Regions from separate parts of the Mus musculus genome. Here region 1 is linked to region 2. The links are chromatin contacts, found by Hi-C or POLR2A ChIA-PET in ENCODE. All regions are on one chromosome and are shown on one strand. Each heading gives the region's core, a stretch centred on a gene start or an enhancer-like site at or near the end of the contact. The rest is flanking DNA. Distances are from core to core; before and after follow the strand shown.

Region 1 (3,412 bases), core at 846-3,345, 36 kb before region 2:
ACATAGAGGTTGACCCTCAACAACTATGATGGTACAGAAAGGATGTCTTAGTTCTCAAACAGGATGGACTTAAATTAGAACCCTTTGTAATCTGCTTAAGCTATAAAACTTACTGAGAAGAAAGAGGGTGTGGTGGCCCCAGGCCTATAAACTCAGTACAAGGTCACCCTTGTACTAGTGAGGCTACACTAGTGAGGCCAGTCCAGATGAGTTGTTGCCTCAAGAAACATACAAGAGGTGTAGAGAGATGGCTGCTTTTGGAGAAGACCTGAGTTCAGTTCCCAGCACCTACATGGCAGTTCATACTTTTTGTAATTCCAGTTCCAAACCCTCTTCTGGCCTTTTCAGGCACTAGGCATACACTGGGGTATAGATATATGTGTAGACAAACACACAGATAAAAATAAAATATTAACAGCAACATTAAACAACCAAACAGGTACACCAAGAAGAGAGGGACTCTGGTTATACCCATGTCTACAGTGTGGTAGATACTGTGCATACAGTATAAGAGAATAAGAAGGTTCATGTGCGCAACTGTTCTGCTTTGAGACCTAGTCTCACTCTGTAATCCACGTAGATTTTGAGTTTGTGGATCTCATGTCTCAGCCTCCTGAGTGCTAGGATTACAGGCATATACCATGGCACCAGGCTTGTGATATACCCGTCTTGGCCATCAGGAATTTCCAGTAAGCAGGGTTCTGTTTCAGTAGCTCCCTAACGATTATCTGCTTCCAGAATGTCTTCTCTTTAGTACCTACCCACTGTTGTTTTTATATCCTGGATCTTGTCACAGGCAGACAGGGCAACCTGGTGGTCAGAAATGTCTTTTAGAGTGAGACAGACATTCCTCACTTAAACCTACTTGACATTAAGCAAATTTATCTTTTTAAGCCTGTTTTGTCATATGTAAAATGGGTTACTTTACCATGTGTGTGGCTCCTGGCATGGGTTAAGGTGGTGGCTGTTGGTAGAGCTTCAGTGCTATTTTATACTTAAGTACCTGGCCTTGACTGTTCCACTCACCCATTCTCCAGCTTATCCAATCTGTTCTGCAGCCTTACATGCCCTGAGTCTGTGAGCTGAGAGAGCTGTCTGTGACCCTGGGACACATTCTTCCAAACCTGTGTGAGGACAGTCCCCAAGAACTGGCCCATCCCTGAGTCAAGGAGGGTGAGGTCTATTAAGGGCGTTGAGGGCTGAGCCAGGAAAGGAGATGAGATAAAGGGTGAGCAGAGACAGGAGCTTTGTCCTCTCAGAAGGTGATGTTTATGTGTCTGTTACTTGAGGTGACATTTTATAATAAGTAGTCACTGAAACCAGTTTCCAAGAGTCGGGCTAACTACTGGTTAGGTTGGCCTTTAATTATTTACAACGTGTATTTTGTCACAATCTTAATTGGGTTTATGCTTTACCCATCGTGGGAAAGAAGAGGGCAGTTCTTACAGAGAAGAACTGCAGCTTAAATGACTCATCTAAGGTCAGGTACATAATAAAGAGCAAAGACAGCAGACTGACAGCAGGATTCCACCTCCACCTCTCTAGCAGTGCATTAGGAGGACCCACCCCAGCCCCATGCTTCTGTGATCCAGATACCAGGCTTCACTGCCATTTCTCAGAGTGTTCCTTTCAGAGTAGGAAGTGAAGCTTTCTTCCTTGGTTTATCCTCAGAGAGCCTTTTCCTCACCACCTGCCAGGCAGCTTGTTCTCCAGCTGCATCTGACCTTGTGTCTATTTATGGCTTTGTTGTCTCTTAGCCCTATTAGGATGTAACCCTCCTGAGCACAGGGATTTTCTCATCCTCTTTCCTGTGTACCCTCAGGATTTTTGAGCTTTGTACATATTAGGCATTCATGTATTATATATTTATTATTAGAAGGAGCAAGTAATTTTCATTGGTCAGAAGCTGGGAGAATGTGACCCCAGAGCAGCATGGCAACTTCACTTACCCTCCATTTCTTTCTCCCATAGCTTGCTAAGAGGCCAAGAAAGAGGGGAGAGAGTGTGACCTGGAGGAGCCACCCAGCTCCTCTGTCGCTATAGGGAGCTTCCTGGTGCCCTTAGCCGGTGCCAGTTAAGACTGAATTTCTGTTGTGTGCCTGGTCCAGTGCTGCCACCCTCTGTCTGTTTGGATATTGAAAGTGTTGAAGACAAGAGGACATACTTGCTAAAATCGTAGAAGCTGAACACTGAATGAAGAGACTGTTCTGCTTGTTTGTTTTGTAACCTTTGTGCCTGGTTTCATAACTTGTCTAGCCTTAGTCTTTTTCTCTGTAACATAGAGATGACTTCATAGGGGTATTCTGGGATTTGTGACACAACCCATATGAACTCTGTAGTGTAGACCAAGTACATGCTGAATGCTTAGTTAAAGCCGACTGGTAGTGTGTATGGTACTAGACAGAGGGCGTGTATTCATGTCAGGAGTCTCTAGCTGGATTCTTAGGTCTGTGTCCCTCACCCTACCCTTCATAGCCGTAGCCTTAGTAGGGAGGAGCTCTGAGGAAAGGGGCAGTGGAAACCTAGGAGGTAGAATTCAGCTTTGATTTAGCTGTTCACTTAGAGGGTGGACACTTTAATATGAGCTTATTGTTTGTTTGTTTTTTGCTCTAGTTTTGGATGAAACTTTAAATTAACATGTTTGCTCTGGTGCTTTCTACAGGGGAGAAATCTTTTAGAGAGAATAGGTATTGGGAGCTGGCCTGTCCCAGTTTCTGTAGCAAAGCAGCTCTGTTGTGTGATGCTGGATTGGGTTTATGGTTAAGGGCAGCATCTGACTTAGATGTGGCTGAGTCTTTAGGCTGCTCCAAGGTACAAGATGGGGTGAGAGCGTCGGGACTCTAATGGATGTTAAATCTTTGAGAAAGGAGTGCAGACAGTTGGAGCAGCTGGGGTCTCACCAGATTGCCCAGGCAGACTTTGAACTTTCAATTCTCCAAGCTCAGGGTCTTTTTCAGCTAGCAGTTTCTCCTGCTTTTTAGAGAAAAACATAGGAAATCAACAAACATCACAGCTGTGCCCAAGTTAGAAAACCAGACTGGGAGTTGTACACTCCTGAAATCTAAGAAATTCAGGAGACTGAGGCAGGGGGATTGCAAGTCCAAAGCCAGCCTGAGCTACTTAGTGAGACCCTCCTGTATAAAGTACAAAGATAAAACGGAAGGAGGATGTTAGCTCTTCCTCATTCTGCTCCAGGCCCTGGGGATAGCTTCAGTACCACCAAAAACATACAGAGAAAGTAAGAGGGGGGGGGGGAGGTGGCAGTGGTGCAAACCTTTAGTACTAGCACTTAGAGGGGACAGAGACAGGTGGATCTCTGAGTTTGAGGCCAACCTGGTTTACAGATTGAATTCCTGGACCCTGTCTCCTGAAAAAGGGGGTGGGGGAGGAAGTCAAGTCACTAGGAAGCAAG
Region 2 (3,166 bases), core at 397-2,896:
GTTCCTGTGTTTTGGGTTTTTTTTAGACGTGATGGCTTCAGATTCCTATGTTGCTGACCCTGGCCTTGAACTCTCGATCTTCCTGCCTTTCCTCCCTTCATGCTGGGATTATAGTGCCACCCCAGTGCCTGCCACCCCAGTGCTAGATGTCCAGCACTGTTTGGGAAGCTTAGCAAGTATCAAGACTTACACATATTTCCCGCAGTCCCCCGCAAACACTTCACCTCACCTACTCGTCCTCATTTGAAGTCTCCCTTGTCCCTCGGACTTGTGGATAAGAATCCAGTTTTTCTAGGAAGTTGGATCCTAAAGTGCATATCTTGCCCTTTCTCTCTAGGCGATTATGGATCCCTCACTCATTCCATCCTCTATGTCCGTCTCCTCCTGCTTGACTGAAGCTCCCTCCCTCAGGACCTGCTTTAGCTCACTGAGCTAACTGATCCATTAGGCAGTGTGTCAGATAAAGTCCCTGCTCCATGTGGACTTGTTCAGTGGCTCCTCATCTCTAAACAGAAATCAAAATTCTCACAATGATTTGTAAGCCACTGGGTGAATTCCCTTCTCTAATGTCACCTCTATGACTTCTTCCCCTAATCTGCTCCACTCCAGCCACATGTGTCTTCTGTTTGTGGGACATCTATGGGTGCTGTTTGTGGGACATCTATGGGTGCTCTTGTCTCAGACTTTGCAGTGTCTTTTCCCTTTGACTGAACACTTTCCTTCCAGGTAGCCAACTGGCTCATTTCTTCCCCTTCATGCTTTTACTCAAATATAATAAAGAGTGAATTTTTTTTTCTTAACCATTTAGTTAAAGGAAATGCTTATTTCCAACCTGCCTTTAAATATATATACATATAATTTCATTTTTATTGTGTGGTGGATATTTTATTAATTATGTGTGGGAGTGGACATACAATTTTTATTATGTGTGTGGGGTGGGTATATAATTTTAGCATTAATTATGTGTGGGGTGGGTATGAGCATAAGGATGCAAGTGCCATTGGTATTCCCATTGGTTGCAGCGGGAGTTACAGGCAGTTATGAGTACTGGGAACCCAATTCAGGTCCTCTGCAAGGGAACTATGTGTTCTTAACCACAGTTTCATCTCTGGGGCTTCATCCAGTTTGCCTCTTCTCAGGAGCACTTGCCAGCTCTGAAATCCCATAAATTCTATTTACTTATTTGGCTTACGTACCCACAACACTTGCTTTAGTACCTCTAACCAGGAAGGCATTCCATAAAGTTCTGCTAAATTGGGCTCAGCCGGTAAGAGCACTCAACTACTCTTCCGAAGGTCCTGAGTTCAAATCCCAGCAAACACATCCGTAAGGAGATCCGACTCCTTCTTCTGGAGTGTCTGAAGACAGCTAGAGTGTACTTACATATAGTAAATAAATTCTTTAAAAAAAAAAAGTTCTGCTGAATTGAATACATGAATGAATGAAAGAAGCAAGCGGATCTGGCACGAGAAACTCCGCCTCTGCCCTTCAAGTCACTTCCGAACAGAAGCCAGCCAAGGTTCATCGCAAGTGGCCACACTTGTGTTACAGAGAGGCCAGCAGAGGCCCCCAGATCTACAGCTGCCGGCAAGGTCGCCTAGCGGACGCGGAGGACAGAGGTGGGGCGGGGCCGGAGGCGGGGCGGGGTCGGACGCCTGCGCCATAAAGCCCGCTGCGCGCACTGGTACCGACTTGCCGCGCGCCGCCGCTCCTCTTTCCTTCCTCTTCCGAGCACGTCCTGCTCCGTGTACCTCTCGGGTCCCTCGCCATGGCTGCGCTCACCCGGAACCCGCAGTTCCAGAAGCTCCTGGAGTGGCACCGCGCGAACTCTGCCAACCTCAAGCTGCGCGAACTTTTTGAGGCGGATCCGGAGCGCTTCAACAACTTCAGGTGCACGCACGGGGTCGGGGCTCCCGTGACCCCCCCCCCCCCAGCAGCCCTGCAGGGCCCAGGCCGGGGCCGCACTTTGTCCTTGATGCCTCCTTGGAGTGGGTTTTGGGACCCGCGTGCTAGCCAGAGGGCCGAGGCTGCTTAGTCATTAGGAGGAATCGGCTCCTCCTTGGGGATCCCTTCGCCCCCGCCTCTCAGTCTCAGCCATTTGAGTAGGGATTTCTAACCACCCATGAGGAGGAGCAGCCGCTGCTGGCTCGACAGGCACGAGAGAGCTGTCCCCTCCCACCTGCTCCTAGTGGGCTTTGGTCAGACAGGGTGGGTAAGGCTGAGATTTCCTGGGAGCCACGGTGTAAAAATAGAGCGGCGGAGGCAGGATGCAGAGGCCAGAGAGACTTGTGAGCGACTGCGAAATAGAAGGGAGGGTGGAAGAAATCGTACATGTGATGCATCTTCGTGCCTTGTCACTGATGCCAGGAGGCGAGGGACCTGGGATGACCACCTGTGGTTCCTCACTGGACGTCCCTGATACCTCTCCCTGGGTGTTTCCTTGTAAGTTTGAGATGTGGAGCTTGAAGGGGGAAGTTCTGCCCAGGATCTGTCTACATCTTCTTTCTGTGGCGTGGCTTCCTACACTACTTAACACTGCTACAGGTCAGCCTTTGTGGCCAGGCACTGCCGCTGGGGTGTGACCAGCAGCGTCTCCATCTTTCTGCAGCTTGAACCTCAACACCAACCATGGGCATATTCTGGTGGACTACTCCAAGAACCTTGTGAACAAGGAGGTGATGCAGATGCTGGTGGAGCTGGTAATGTTCTGACTGGGGAGTTGTGATCTCTGGGTTGGGTTGTGGGTGGGGGCTGCGCTTTGTTTTGGGTTCTAGGTCCCGGTGTGGAGTTGGTATCCCAGGGATCTCCAGGCCCCCTGCTGATTGAGCAGACTCTTTGAAGATGCTGGAAAAGGAATCTGTCTATGAAGAACATCTGTCAGCCTCAAGGGGGGGGGGGAGTGGGGGGGGAGGGGGGCTGGACTTGTGATAGGTGATGAGGATGGGGGATGGGATACAAGACCTCAGCAGTGGCTTCTCTCCCTAGGCCAAGTCCAGAGGCGTGGAGGCTGCACGGGACAACATGTTCAGTGGTTCCAAGATCAACTACACCGAGGTAAGCAGTTACACCCGCCGCCCCCCCCCCCTCTTCCTCCTCTTTGCCGACCGTTATCAGCATCGCCCTGTGTCTTCACCCTTGCTCTTAAGCAATGCTTTTGCCTCACGAA

Evidence for each region. A loop is a pair of places that touch in the nucleus more often than their neighbours do. ChIA-PET counts read pairs that join two places held with the same protein, here RNA polymerase II (POLR2A).
Region 1: POLR2A ChIA-PET joins it to region 2 with 16 read pairs in Patski. The contact joins the enhancer-like site here to the promoter of Gpi1 in region 2. A Hi-C loop is called at or near these places in 1 of 37 maps with a recorded cell type or tissue (heart). POLR2A ChIA-PET finds 5 or more read pairs at or near these places in 3 of 5 experiments (Patski and embryonic stem cell).

The regions. Positions count from the first base shown.
Region 1 is chr7:34,264,919-34,268,330 of GRCm38, reverse strand. All of the region lies in intron 2 of Garre1 (granule associated Rac and RHOG effector 1), which reads left to right. Among named protein-coding and RNA genes, the nearest start is that of Gm12758, 32 kb to the right of the region's middle. RefSeq lists an enhancer at 1-3,176. Within about 2 kb of position 2,095, at least 1 of the 3 ENCODE cell types and tissues checked has a DNase peak (open chromatin) inside an H3K27ac peak, as active enhancers do; it is heart, where a contact is called at or near this core.
Region 2 is chr7:34,228,816-34,231,981 of GRCm38, reverse strand. Gpi1 (glucose-6-phosphate isomerase 1) reads left to right here and starts at 1,646. Exons shown (of 18, transcript NM_008155.4): 1 at 1,646-1,890; 2 at 2,609-2,699; 3 at 2,986-3,054. The coding sequence starts at 1,769. It overlaps Gm12762 (a long non-coding RNA gene), which reads left to right. Exons shown (of 2, transcript XR_881947.3): 2 at 1-800.